2 separate regions of the Homo sapiens genome follow, and region 2 is linked to region 1. The links are chromatin contacts, found by Hi-C or POLR2A ChIA-PET in ENCODE. All regions are on one chromosome and are shown on one strand. The core of a region is the stretch at or near the end of the contact, and the rest is flanking DNA. Distances in the headings are between cores, read along the strand shown.

Region 1 (7,175 bases), core at 4,160-6,659:
CTGTTTCCCTTGTATCAAGACACCTTCCTCAGCTTCCATGCCTTTGGATCTTCCATGTTCCTCCCCATATTCCTGGACTTCGGAGATGGCCTCTCCCAAGCCAGGTCAAGGAGGTTTGGGGGAGGGTTGCCCCTCTGCCCCTCTGTTCTGTGGCTGAGCACTTTCCCAGTCCAGGGCAGGGAAATATTGGCCCTATCTTGACCCCCAAATCCAGTGAGCTCCAGATTCTTCCAAGGCAAAAGAGGTAAGCAGATCACACCTCTTTCTGCCTCTACATATGGCCTATTCTGGGCTAGACCAGATTTGGGGGCCAGGAGGGAAGAACTCCATATGGGATGGAGAAGGGAATCTACTTTCTCCCTGTTTTTTTTTCCTGATGGTTTCTCCCAGACTAGACCAAATAGCCAGAAAAATGATAGGGGTCGGATGGGTGGGTAAGCCCAGGATTTGCACATGACCTTCCATCCTTACCTGTATTCCCATCTCCCCAGTGTCACTCCCCTCACCAATCACTCCAGATGGTTTTGGGGGAACCATTCTACTCTTCTGGTGGGCTTTGGGGTATCCCCACCAACTTTCCCTTCAAAATAGCACCTTACACCCCATCTTTGACTCAGTTCCCCACACCCAAAGATCCCAGCCTAGGGATGGGGTACAGGGACTTTAAATAGTCCCTAATCCCTAATTTGCACTAGTTAACCCTGGTCAGGGTCCCTGTATTTCCTTCCAGTGGGGGAGATAAATGTTTGCTCCTAATTCTCTTTGAAAACTGGGCCTCCCTGCTCTGTGATTGGATAAATATTTCCCATCCCACCCACCTCCCCCCAAAAAATAGCTCACAAGGGGAGAGCCAGTATGGGGGAGCAAATTTGACAAATGGGAATTAGAGGAGTGCAGTTTTAAAAGGAAAAGTTGCTGTCATCAAAATGGCAGCCTTTTCCCCAGCTACTGTTTTTGGGGCCAAGATGGCTGCCCTAGCAGCAATCACTGCCAAGGGCAAGATCATGGCTTTTGGAGGGAGGTGAGTTTAGGGAGGGCCAGGACCATCCTCCTACCCCTCATACCCTCCCAGCATATACAAAAGGGGAGGTTTTAGACAGGCTCCCTGAATGTTAACCACAGAGGAGTCACTCCTTCATTCCTCCTCTGTCTCTTTGCACTTTTCTTGGTCTTGGCCACAGCCTGAGTGACGAATTTCCTACTGAATGTACCAAGTTCCAATTTTTAAGGGGGGGAAAGGTTTCAAATGGGGAAAAACACACAAAAAAAAAAATCACTAAAAATTCCCACAAATCTTGTTTCTGGCACTTTAGAAAAACTGCAAAAAAATACGTAATAAAGAATACATATATATATATCTACACACAAATTATATATCTATCTATCTATACAGCGGAACCACAAGAGAGACTGAGGAAGGCCTGGAGGCAGGGGCAGAGGTGACGACAGTGCCCCTATATCCTTAACCCATACTCCTCTGAGGCAAACAGGCATGGGAAAATGGAAGGGTTGAGGATGGACCGGAGAATTGGAACTTCAGAATAGGTCAAAATTCCAAAACCATGGACATTTTTTTTTGGGAGAATTGAGATTGTAGACATTTTTTTTTTCTTAAATATGATCAAGGAAAATAGCTTCCAGAATGTGGTGGTTCTGGGCAACAAATGAGATTGTGGCGACGTGGAGATTAAAATATATGTATTTGAGCTGGGGAATTTGAATATTGTGAGTTTCAGATGTTGGAAATTTGGGATTTTGCAGTTTTGTCTTTTGAAAATGATCAAGTCTTGTCAGTTCGTGCCCTCTTTCCCCATGTTCCCTGGGAAGACGGGTGGTGGCAGAGTGAGAAGGCCACTGGTTCTGTGCCGCAGCACGCAAAATTTAGAATTCTACAGACTAGCTCTATACGTAGTGAGGACCCAGATTTAGAGAAACTGACCAATATTTATCTCCGCATTTGTGTGTGTGTCCAACTCTGTAGGCCAATAAACCAACAAGACAAATGAACTGTGCTCCACAGTGGGATGCCAGGTGCAATTATTTGCGTGGCTGGTGGGTCTGGGGGAAAGGAACATGCTAACTTTGTCCCACAAGGATCCCTGTGAGTTGTGGCCCAATGCTCCCTGTTTGGACGCAACTTCCAGCAGTTGAGTAGTTGAGTGAGGGCTTGTTGACTGTAGGCTCAAGCTGACTTTGGCCCAACATCCAGCCAGAAATATTAACAGTCTAGTTCATACAACCTGCTGGGCGCGAGATCTCTATGTCCAAAATGGCCCTGCCTTAAACCAGGTCTAACCTTCCTTCCAAATTGAAAGAAAACTGAGGCATAAAATGTGTGATGGCCATAAGAGACACAACCTTTCTTTTTCCACTTGTGGCTTCCCCATTGGCTTCAATTCGTTGCCCCCTGTATCTTTTCTAGTGTTACGGAGGGATGGGCAGGTAAACTAAGTGACGTGGGTCAGGTTTACAGGGGCTTTGAGGAATTATGGTATGAATAACTTGACCAGAGTGGCAGCCACTAAGCTCTACACAAGTTGTTGCCAACAGGGGAATCAGGCCTGGTGTTACTATAGTTTTTTGTTGTTGTTGTTGTTTGAGATGGAGTTTCGCTCTTGTTGCCCAGGCTGGAGTGCAGTGGCACGATCTTGGCTCGCTGCAACCTCCACCTCCCAGGTTCAAGCGATTCTCCTGCCTCAGGCTCCTGAGTAGCTGGGATTACAGGTGCACGCCACCACATCCAGCTAATTTTTGTATTTTTAGTAGAGACGGGGTTTCAGCATGTTGGTCAGGCTGGTTTCGAACTCCTGACTTCGTGATCTGCCTGCTTCAGCCTCCCAAAGTGCTGGGATTACAGGCATAAACCACCACGCCCGGACTACTATAGTTTTTAAAATTATCTTTGAGGCTGGGTGTGATGGCTCATACCTGTAATCCCAGCATTTTGGGAGGCCAAGGCAGGTGGATCACTTGAGCTCAGAAGTTCAAGACCAGCCTGGGCAACATAGTGAGACCCTGTCTCTATAGTTTTTTTTTAAATAAGATTATTTTCAAGAGAAGCCAGGAAGCCAAATTTCTCATGAAATATCCACATTTTAAAAGCAGTGAACTAGTAGCCAGGCGTGATGGCTCACGCCTGTAATCCCAGCACTTTGGGAGGCCGAGGCGGGCAGATCACGAGGTCAGGAGTTCTAGACCAGCCTGGCCAACATAGTGAAACCCCATCTCTACTAAAAGTACAAAAATTAGCTGGGCATGGTGGTGTGGGTCTGCAGTCCCAGGTACTCAGGAGGCTGAGCCAGGAGAATCACTTGAACCCGGGAGGCAGAGGTTGTGGTGAGCCGAGGTCCCGCCACTGCACTCCAGCCTGGGCAACACAGCGAGACTCTGTCTTGAAAAAAAATAAAAAATAAAAGTAGTGAACTAGTTCAAATTTAAAACTGTGCAGGCCAAACAAAAAACACACCGTTGCAACCTCTGATACATATCGCATAGTGCTTTTTTCCCATCTCCTGTGATCCCCAGACAATCCTATAGGGCATATGCTATCATTAGTTTCATTTTACAGATGTCGAAACAAGTACAGAGCAAGCTAGTGGCTTGTGTGAGCACCAAGGTTGGAACTTGAATGAAGGCCTTCAAAACGCTTGTTTTTTCTCATTACCAATGCATGCTTGTAGAAATAACTTTTTTTAATCCCAGAGATAGTACACATTACAAAACATAATAAATTACAGAAAGGTAAAAAGAAAACGACCACAAGACCCAACATGCAAACAATAAGCACTACTTTATTTCTATTTTTATTTTTTTAGAGACAGGGTCTCACTATGTTGCCCAGGCTGGTCTCAAACTGTGGGTTTCAAGTAATCCTCCCACCTCAGCCTCCTAAGTCACTGGGATTACTGGCCTGAGCGACCATGCCCAGCTTATAAACATTATTAATTGCTGTATTTACTTCCGGAAATTTCTTTCCCCTATTCAACAAATGTTAAGCACTTACTATAGGTCAGCACCTGTGCGTGGCACTGGGCATGCTGCAGTGAACAAGACACTTTTTTTTTTTTGAGATGGAGTTTCGCTCTTGTTGCCCAGGCTGGAGTGCAATGGCGTGATCTTGACTCACTGCAACCTCTGCCTCCCGGGTTCGAGTGATTCTCCTGCCTCAGCCTCCCTAGTAGCTGGGATTACAGGCATGTACCACCACACCTGGCTAATTTTGTATTTTTAGTAGAGACAGGGTTTCTCCATGTTGGTCGGGCTGGTCTCAAACTCCCGACCTCAGGTGATCCGCCCGCCTTGGCCTCCCAAAGTGCTGGGATTACAGGCGTGAGCCACCGCGCCCGGCCAAGTCACATTTCTTGACCTCATAAGGCTTATAATCTAGTTCCTGTTCTGTGTTCTATTTCACTGGCGACCTAGGTGTTGATACCCAAAAGAGCTTCTTCAAGATCCCAAAGAGTAAATCAGATGATACTGCATTTCAGGTGGGTCCAAGACACCTGCCTACCCAGCCCTCAGTCCAATGCAGTCCCCAGAAACGAAATAAGAGGCCCAGATTCCTCGTGAAGGAGTTAAGAGGCAGAGAAGGATAGGGCTTGACAGTATCACCAAACTCTCACTTCAACTGGCAGGGGGCCTGGGTCTCAACCCTCCAGTCTTCAAGGAAAGGGGTCTGGAGGGGGCAAGTGGTACGTGGCGTCCAGGAAGATGACTAGGGTCCCAACGCTGGTGAAGATGATGAAAGTCCACAGGAAGAGGCGGTCCACTACCATGGCCACAAACTGCCAGTCCTCCTTCAGCTGTGGGTAGGCAAAGGAAACTTCCTGAGCTCTGGGCCCAGACCCCCAGGGAAACCCCCCCATTTCCCCGCCCGCTACCCGCTTGAGTCCTCCTACCACTGGTTTGAGGCAACAGCCGGCAGCGCCAACAGGAGAGCGAGACTGCAGGCAATGCATGGGCATAAAGAACCAGTAGGTAAGCAGGGGGTGGGACCAAATGAGGGAGAGGTCCAATCAGAAACGAAAGCGAGGCCGGGCGCGGTGGCTCACGCCTGTAATCCCAGCACTTTGGGAGGCCGAAGCGAGCGGATCACCTGAGGTCAGGAGTTTCAGACCAGCCTGGCCAACATGGTGAAGCCACGTCTCTACTAAAAATACAAAAATTAGCCAGGCGTGGTGGCGCGCCCCTGTCGTCCCAGCTACTCGGCAGGCTGAGGCAGGACAATCGCTTGAACCCGTAGGCGGAGGTTGCAGTGAGCCGAGATCGAGCCACTGCACTCCAGCCTGGGCGACAGAGCGAGACTCTGTCTCAAAAAAAAAAAAAAAAAAAAAAAGCCAAAAAAAAACCACACAAAAAAAACGAAAGCGAGTGCTGGTGCGGAATTTGGGGGTGGGGCCAAGGTCGCCTAGACCTGGCCTTGTTCCACCCCCGTTGGACATACCGCATCGTGGTCCTCCTGTTCCTGCAGCTGTCGAGCGATGTAGCTGATAGAGGAGACGACCTCCCGTAGCTCCGGAAGCAGGGCCACAGCCCGGTTTGGACCATCGATAAATCGCCGCAGATCAGGGGCAGACAGTTCAGGCTGGAACCTGGAAGAGGAGTGACTGGCCACGCCCAAACGCAAAGACAGCCAGTGCCGGCGACCCAGGCCCCGCTCCAGCTGCCTCCAACAACTTGCCAGTTCTCAAAACCCGAGAGCCCATCATGCTTTTCCCTCCAGCAGTGATCTCTCTAGCCTTGTGCAACTTCTTCCACCGCCTCTGTTTTAGTTCCCACCTCCCCTCAAAGTGAGCAGCAGGAGTACTACAACTCCCATGATGCTCAACCACAGCGTCTTCCGAGAGCATGGGCCGCTTCTTCCGCACACTCTTCTGGGAACTGTAGTTCTCCCTCTCCCTCTTATGTGGGTAACGGGCGTAGTCCTACCTATTGGGTTTGGGGAAGAGAAAATCACTTGGCGGCTTCCGGATGAAATATTCATCTGTTCCCCGACCCCAGCCACTTCCTGGAGAAGAACAGTGAGGGGGCTCCGGCATCAGGTCTCTCTCGGGTTTGGGCCTTTTTAGACGCAGGTACAGCGGAAGTTTGTGAATGAAGATCTGCAGAGTAGAAGAGGCGTATTGGTGGGGGCTTTCATGCTTTCAGACCAGAAGGGAAACAGCCAACCACCCCACTCCACATGCCCATTCCCGCGCGTGAGTATGTGCGTGCATATTCTTCCACAAACGAGCTACACAAGGAAATGCAGCCACACAGACCTAAGAGCTCTTTAGTGGGTTGGGCCTGTCGCGGTGGCTCACGCCTGTAATCGCAGCACTTTGGGAAGCCAAGGCAGGTGGATCACCTGAGGTCAGGAGTTCAAGACCAGCCTGGCCAACATGGTGAAACCCTCTCTCTACTAAAAATACAAAAATTAGCTGGGCGTGGTGGCGGGTGCCTGTAATCCCAGCTACTTGGGAGGCTCAGGCAGGAGAATCGCTGGAACCTGGGAGGTGAAGGTTGCAGTGAGCTGAGATTGTGCCATTGCACTCCAGCCTGGCCACAAGAACAAAACTCCATCTCAAAAAAAAAAAAAAAAAAAAAAAAAAGCTATTTAGTGGGTTGGGAGGTATCCCAACTGGAAAGAGAGGGCTTCCAATCTGATAGTACCTAACCCTAAGAATATTTCCCTGGGACCCGAGATGGGCAGTATTGATGAAGAGAGTATGGGATCTGTGAAATGATAATGATGGGGGCTAGCTTAACTGTGCAACATTTCAACACTCAACAAGCTTGGACACTTCAACACTCTGCCACATAGCTATAGTTCTCCCTATGGTCTGTAAAAGGAAAATTGGGGTTGGAGGAGGAGATCTTTCTTACCTGACGGACCCAAAGGGGCATTTGGTGGGTGTGGGGTGAGCGGTGGTGCAGGTTGAGAACCACGACACTAAGGATGACTGAGAAGGTGACGAGGACCATGGTAAACATGAGGTACTTGATAATAATGGGTACTGATAGTGAGGTCTCAGGTACTTTGTCAGCCAGCAGCAGCAGGAACACAGTAAGGGTCAGCAGGGCAAAGATTGAGAGCCCCATCTTCTCTCCTTGGAGGGCAGAGGGGAAGAGAGAAGGATTAGACTTGCCTGAAGGAAAGCTCTATGGCATAATCAGTGACCATGTTTCCAGGCCAT
Region 2 (7,089 bases), core at 3,270-5,769, 260 kb before region 1:
GAGGCTGAGGCTGGTGGATCGCCCGAAGTCAGGCGTTCGAGACCAGCCTGGCCAAGATGGTGAACCCCCCCCCCCGTCTCTATAAAAATACAAAAAATTAGCCAGGCATGGTGGCGGGTGCCTGTAATTCCAGCTACTCGGGAGGCTGAGGCAGGAGGATTGCTTGAATCCGGGAGGCAGAGGTCGCAGTGAGCCGAGATCACGCCATTGCACTCCAGCCTGGGTGACAGGGCAAGATTCTGTCTCCAAAAAATAAAAATAAAACAAACACTAACTGGGGTAGGGGTGAGGGAATGAAGGCGGTTAGTACTGAGGTTATTCCAGGCATACAGCTTCTGGCCCTCCATCTTCCCCCACTCCTCTTCCCACATGGAGAAGTTGGGGCTCATAGGAATCAGCCCTTCTCCAAACCACTGGCCTGCTGAGCATTCAGTTCTGCCACACCCACTCTGACTCCCATAAAACCCAGCGGCTCTGTTTCTCTGCCTCCTGATCTACTAGTCACACAGGAGATTGGAGTAAAACTGGTGGCTTTCCCATTCCCCAGGGGCTGAAAGGAGGAAGGAACAAATGAGATATAACCAAAAGACCATGAGGAACAGGAAACTCCCTCTGGCTTCCAGAAAGGAAAACTAAGAGGGGAATGAGGCACAGAGGCCGAGGCAGGAAGGCGTGAAAAGATGGAACAGGCGATTCCGGAGCTTAGTAGTAGGTGAGTAGGTGAGATGATCCAACTCCCTTGGGAAAACTGCTGGCATTCAGGTTCCAGGCAAGAACTAGGCCAGGGGAGACTGGGTGCGGTGGCTCACGCCTGTAATCCCAGCACTTTGGGAGGCCGAGGCAGGTGGATCACTCGAGGACAGGAGTTCGAGACCAGCCTGGGCAACATGGTGAAACCCCATCTCTACTAAAAATACAAAAATTAGCCGGGTGTGGTGGCACACGCCTGTAATCCCAGCTACTCAGGAGGCTGAGGCAGGAGAATCGCTTGAACCCAGGAGGTGGAGGTTGCAGTGAACTGAGATCGCACCACTGCACTCTAGCCTTGGCAACTGAGAGAGACTCTGTCTCAAAAAAATAAAAAAAATAAGCTGGGCATGGTGGTGTATGCCTGTAATCCCAGCTACTTGGGAGGCTGAGGCACAAGAATCACTTGAGCCCGGGAGGCAGAGGTTGCAGTGAGCTGAGATTATGCCAATGCACTCCAGGCTGGGAGACAGAGTGAGAATTTGTCTCAAAAAAAAAAAAAAAAAAAAAAGAAAGAAAGAAAAGAAAGCTTGGAGCTGGGAGAGGCAGAAATCCTTGCTGTTCGAAGGCCAACACATTCATTTTAAAGCTCCTTCCCTTACCTCCCCAGAGGATTCTCCATACTGAACCTCACTGTCTTCCCTCCCATCTTCCCCTACTCCTCCTAGCAGCGAGCAATCCCATTTTAACTGCTTTCACCTGAGCACTTCAGAACTCAGAAGGATACATTCTGCACATTTCTAAGATCCTGGAACCTAATGCAAGTTCTTATGGCCCAGGGACTTTTCTCCCATGCCCACGCTTAACCTCTCAACCTTTAATTTTAGAAGGGGATTCTATTTCACAAGCTACTATCAGTGTAAAGGAGCTCCAGGTAAAGAAGGAGGTCTACACTTAGCTCATAGTCCTGTCTACACTGACCAGTGCTCTCAGGGAGATCCCAGCAATAGCAACAACTACCAAAAACCTTCCAACCTTACTGGCTCCGGCTCACCCACAGGAAAGGAATCCCTCAGGTCAAAGCCACAAGAGGCTGCCTCGTTAAACTCTTTCCTCCCTAGATCTAGACTTCTTTCCTGTCATCCTGAACCTGAACCTCCGCAGTCTACCAAGTCCCTGCCAAAATGAGGGCGGAGATAGAACAGCCCTCAACAGATGGTAGAAAGCATCAGCCGGGCTTTGGATTCAAAGGGTGGCAAAACAGGCTGAGTCTCCATGGTGATGGGCTTAATGGGAGAAAAACATTATTTGTTTTGCCACCCAGGGTGAAAATGGGAAAAAGGAAGAGATCAAACCCTCTTCAGTGGGGTAGGAGCAACCAGGAACACTTGAAATAAGGAGGAAGAGGCTAGAGAAAGGACTGGTTGGTGAACTCCTGGTATATTGTGGGAAATTTTAAGACAGAAAGAACAAGGATGAGGCTGGCCAGGAGGAAGACATACAAAAAAAGGACTCAGTGGCAGGGCTGCTGAACCTCCATGGCTGGGGGCGTCACTTAGCCCGTTTCCTGCCCAGAAGCAACAGCGCCTGCTCCCCAGCCCTAAAATGCCTCCAAGCCCCTCTGACTTTCCCCACCCTCCATTGCTAAGCATCCTCTGCCCCAGCAAGTACCCACCAGGCTCCTCCTTGGGGAGCTCAGCCTGCAGCTCTGGCTCACTGACAGCCGGGGCATTCCCCTGCTCCTGTGTGGCCACAGCAGCCCGAGTGGCCCGCCCTGACCAGCTTGCCTGGGAGCTTCCTCGGCCACTCAATCGCTGCTTCTTCTCAGCTTTGCTGGACATCGTGCAGGCAAAACCTACAGGTATACAGGAGTGGAGAGTCTACAAGCAGATACCACCCCTGAACCAGCCCCCTGATACAAGCAGTCCCTTTTGAATTCATAAATTGACTGAAACTCAATATGATCATCTTTTCTGGTGGTACCCACACCCTGCTCCATTAACCACAAGGGCTCTGTACTCCACAGGGGCCTGGGAGGCCTTGCTGTTTTTCCCTAGGATATCCTACTGTCTTCGGGGCACTGGGCTAAAAATCAAAGTCAGTCCCTCAAGGCACTAGGAACAAATGGGAGTTAAAGATGATGGCCAGGCTGGGTGCGGTGGCTCATGCTTGTAATCCCAGCATTTTGGGAGGCCGAGCCGGGTGGATCACCTGAGGTCAGGAGTTCGAGACCAGCCTGGCCAACATGGCAAAACCCCGTCTCTACTAAAAATACAAAAAATTAGCCAGGAGTGGTGGTGCGTGCCTGTAATTCCAGCTACTCGGGAGGCTGAGGCAGGAGAATCTCTTGAACCCGAGAGGTAGAGGCTGCAGTGAGCCAAGATCATGCTACTATACTCCAGCCTGGCTGACAGAGTGAGACTCTATCTCAAAAAAAAAAAAAAAAAAGATGGCCAGACACCCCACTAATGAGGATTTAGAACCTCTATCTCTGCCCCGGGGTATGAGAACATAAGATAATCAGGAAAAGATCTATCAAGCTGAAGTGTGGTTGCCCAAACCCTCATCCACTCTACCCTCCAGGACCATGAGTGAGTGAGAGAGGATCAAGGAAGGGGTGCACATCCCCCATCCTTTGTCACTGTTCAATCATTCAAGCAAACCAAGATGATTTTCCTATGTACCTCTTTTCCTCCCAAGTTAAATGGAAATATGCTCCTCCCAATCCCACTAAAATCTGCAACATCTGTAAACAGAGAAAAACAGTATTTGCCACCTGGGTCTATCGCTTTGAAGTCCTGAGGGGCAGGAACACTGTTTTGTGTGTACTGAGGTCTCTTAGCAGAGTTGGCTGAGGAACTCTGTGCTAATGGTTAAGATCAGTCAGGATCATTTATTTGACTCAAAATGCCCTGAGAACAGATTGGAAGAAAGAAGGACAAAAGTCATCCAATCATAAATTTCAAATTGTGTCATGAGGAAAAAGCAATTGGGGCACGAGGAAGGTCACAGTGGTGCCTCTCTCAGAAAGGTAGGATGGCAGGAAGCGGGGATCTCGGACAGGTGCTCAGAATCCCAGGCGCAAAGTCTGAGGCGCTGGGCACTCTCTTTTCATTAGGCTGCAGCCTAACGGCACCTGTGGCTCTCCTTCCTCATCCCCACAGGCTGCCACAGGCATTGATCTCAGGTTATGAATTTCAAACTTGAAGGATTTGTACTTTGCTCCAAGGAAAAACGTTCTGTTAGGCCAGCAAATCAATAAAACCAACTACAGCAAGGAGGCTTCCTCCATCAGTCTCCAGAGAAGCATCAAGCTGCGCTTTCCTGCCTCAAACTAGAGCCTGAGGCGCATGCACCGTGGGGTTCACCACGCGATCCCACACCGCAGGCCCCAGGAGGAACTGCTCTGCTAAGTCGGGGCTCACTCTAGTACTAGGAAATACCGCAGGGGCCAGCAGTATTTATCCTGCAGTATAAATCCAGCAGTATTTATCCAGCAGTATTTATACCAGCAGCTGGTATCCTTAAACTGGTTACCAGCAGGCAAATTTCCCCTCAGAATGGCTCTTCCCCCCCAGCTGTCACAACTGCCCCTTCTCCTCCCCCTCCCCCACACAAATATTCCTTGCTCCCTCTCCCTCCACAACTGCCTCTTCTCCCCAACAACTGTCCCTTCCTACCCCGACACTACTGCCCCTTCTCCCCAGCACTCCTTCCCTCCTTCCCTCTGCCCCCGACACACACCTTGCCACGCTGACCCTCCCCTCCCTAGACCGACCGATGGGCCACTCTAAGAAGTTGCCCCTCGCAGCCCTCTCGGGCCGGCGTCTGCACGCGTCCCCATGGCAACCCCGGGCAGGGAGGGGCGAGTGGCCGGTGTGCGGCCCCTCGGAGCCCGCCTCCTCCGCGCAGGCGCCCTGGATCCCTGCTTCGCGGCCCCACCCCGCCCAGGTCTACCCCTCAGGGACCCAGGGCTTGAAGGCTCCGGGACTAAAGGAAAGTAGCCACATCTGGCGAGCCGAAGGGTGCGGGGGGCCTGGTGTCAGGACCCAGCTGGAAGGGCTGGGGCGAGAGACAGTGAGCCACCGCCCCGCAGGACATTGAAAAGGCAGGGAGAACCCAATCGCCCGACCCCGCGCCCAGGTCTGTGCGCCCCAGCCGGAACGGGTCCAGCAGATGGCGCCGGGCGCCAGGCCGGCGAGGGATATTCGCGATGTAGAAGGCGTTCCAGGATTTCCAGGCAGCCGTGGGTGCAGCTGGATCCGGGGGAAAAACCGGGCCTGGAGCACCCTTGCCCTCCTGCTCCTTCCCCCTTCTTAGTTCGGATTGGGGTCTAGGATTGCGGGGGGGCGGCGCGGGGCGGGGAAAGGGAGGGAAGACGGGAACTGGAGTTTTGGGAATCTGAGGATTGGCTTTCGAAGGCATCGCTGGTTTTTGGGGGGGATGAGAGGCGGGGACTCCCTGGGGAAGGTGACCGGGCCTGGGAGGGGCTTCGCTCTCCATAGGAACAAAGGCTGCGTCGTGAGAGAGGAGGCGAGAGGGGAGGGCTATGAGGGCCGGGGTACATCTCCGAGGGTGCCAGGGGGCGCTGCGGGCCGGGGCTGCTAGAAGGCGCCTGGAAGACCGCTGTACCTGGTGCCGGGAGGAGCTTTGGGGAGACCTGGGAAATACAGGGAGGAAGCCGAGTGGGGGGATGGGAAGGCGCCCTCCCTGTTTCCATCAATAGTGCCTAATTAAGACAAAGCCAGCAGCGAGCCCACTGATTACATTTCCATGAGGAGCGAAATTTATGACATTTTCTTTGCTGGATGAGGAGAAGAGAAGCTGGCACCTCAGTTCCCCCATTTTCTGTTTGGCGTTCACACCTAACAGATCTCATTATGCCAGCCTGGCACTACCAGGAGTGGCAGTCCCTGGTACTCCTGAAGAGCAAGTGGATTAACCACACCCTATCCCAGCGCTGACCTCACCCTCCCACCTACCGTATCTTTATTCCCAGAAGTGTCAACCCTTTCCCTCCCCCCGACCCCCAATAATTCCTCCTGCCCAGCCAGACTCCTGTTGCTGACAGCAGGAATGGAAGGAGAGGAGTACCGCCCACCCCAAAACCAGCTGCACAGCTAGCACAGCTAAGATGGAACGTGGAGGTGTTCCTCTAGCCAGATAGGCCATGGGTGGCAGACAGAGGTGATGTGGTTGGCCAGAACCCCTAGGGAAAAGTCCCAAAGGAGTGAAAATTTGCTGGAGGCGTGGGGTGGGGAGCCTCAGGGGCAAGGTTCATGGGTCCCTCGGGGAAAGGAACTTTGCACAGACCCCATTTCTTTTCTTAAACCCCCCTCCCCAACTGTGGCTGTGCCTACGGATCCCAGCCCCCCACATTATGCTAAATAGGTAATCAAACATCTCGCTTTGCTAATTACTGCTCAATCCGATTAAACGCTGCTGAAGCTCATCAACAGAGGTGGAGGTAGGGGGAAGGGACGAAGGCGGGGCAACCACAGCTAGCTATGATGGGGGTCTTTTCCCCAGGGGCTCTTCGGGGCTAGAGAAACAGCCAGGGTTGCAAGACCGTGTACATCCCAAAGGAAAGGGCAGAAGAGTTGTGACCTCGAGCCTCAGCCTTGCTGCACCTCCCAGCCACGGCCCTTTTCCTCCTCCCAGAACCTTCATTACCCTCCGAACCCAGGCATCCGGCCATTCCCACAGCTCCCCACACACATCCCTGTCCCAGATTTAATAAGTTCTGTTCCCTCATTGTCAATATTTGATTTCTCAGAGCCATCTCCACGGAGAGGGGGGTGGGGGATCTTTCCTTGCCTCCCCCCTACTTTGGCCCTCTTTTGCCCACCCCCAGTCTCTTTGTGCCCCCAACCTTCTCTGAACTTGCTGACTTAATGAAATGATATTAAAGTCTTAAGCAACTCCAAAAGAATGGTTGTTATGGTGAAGGGAGTGGGCAGGACGCCTGGGTCCCGGAGGGGAGCAAAGGCTGAGGAGGGGGAAAGGGAGCCAGAGGCTAAGGTCTAGAGACCCCAGTCCCTAGTGGGGAACAGCAGATTTGGGGTGAGCTGGGGGCCAGACCTCTGGATCTTGGCTGGAAGCAGGGGATGAGGACTGGGGGCTAGGAGAAGGTGGAAAGAGAGGTCCATTCCAGGGGTCAGGGTCTCGGCCTGCTGTCCGGATCATTCATCAGAGACAGAGGCCAGGGGAGACAGGGCCTCTATGCCAGCAGCCTCCCTGCCGGCTGTGCCCTGGGCTGGTCCCGTGAGAACCAGAGTAGATTACTCTACAGCCTGACTCATCCTTCTCCCCCAGCAGCCCCCCACAGGTGATTTGTAGCTGATGCCCCCACGATGGTAGGGGCCAGGATAGTCATTCCATGACATGAAGAACTGAGAGCTT

What was found. Hi-C counts contacts between places; a loop is a spot of excess contacts on that map. ChIA-PET counts read pairs that join two places held with the same protein, here RNA polymerase II (POLR2A). Pooled maps may share reads with other maps.
Region 2: a pooled map shows a loop between it and region 1 (3-fold over the local background). The contact joins the promoter of DNAH2 here to the enhancer-like site in region 1. A Hi-C loop is called at or near these places in 1 of 50 pooled maps. POLR2A ChIA-PET finds 5 or more read pairs at or near these places in 4 of 52 experiments (WTC11, activated CD4-positive, alpha-beta T cell and endothelial cell of umbilical vein).

What each region holds. Positions count from the first base shown.
Region 1 is chr17:7,454,210-7,461,384 of GRCh38, reverse strand. It overlaps CHRNB1 (cholinergic receptor nicotinic beta 1 subunit), which reads right to left. Exons shown (of 11, transcript NM_000747.3): 8 at 6,865-7,088; 9 at 5,929-6,101; 10 at 5,444-5,591; 11 at 3,675-4,802. The coding sequence ends at 4,662. ZBTB4 (zinc finger and BTB domain containing 4) reads left to right here. Exons shown (of 4, transcript NM_001128833.2): 4 at 1-2,007. Among named protein-coding and RNA genes, the nearest start is that of CHRNB1, 13 kb to the right of the region's middle. RefSeq lists enhancers at 5,346-5,505, 5,586-5,665, 5,193-5,694. Within about 2 kb of position 5,409, at least 33 of the 41 ENCODE cell types and tissues checked have a DNase peak (open chromatin) inside an H3K27ac peak, as active enhancers do.
Region 2 is chr17:7,715,174-7,722,262 of GRCh38, reverse strand. It overlaps DNAH2 (dynein axonemal heavy chain 2), which reads right to left and starts at 4,519. Exons shown (of 86, transcript NM_020877.5): 1 at 3,464-4,519; 2 at 2,363-2,542. The coding sequence starts at 2,528.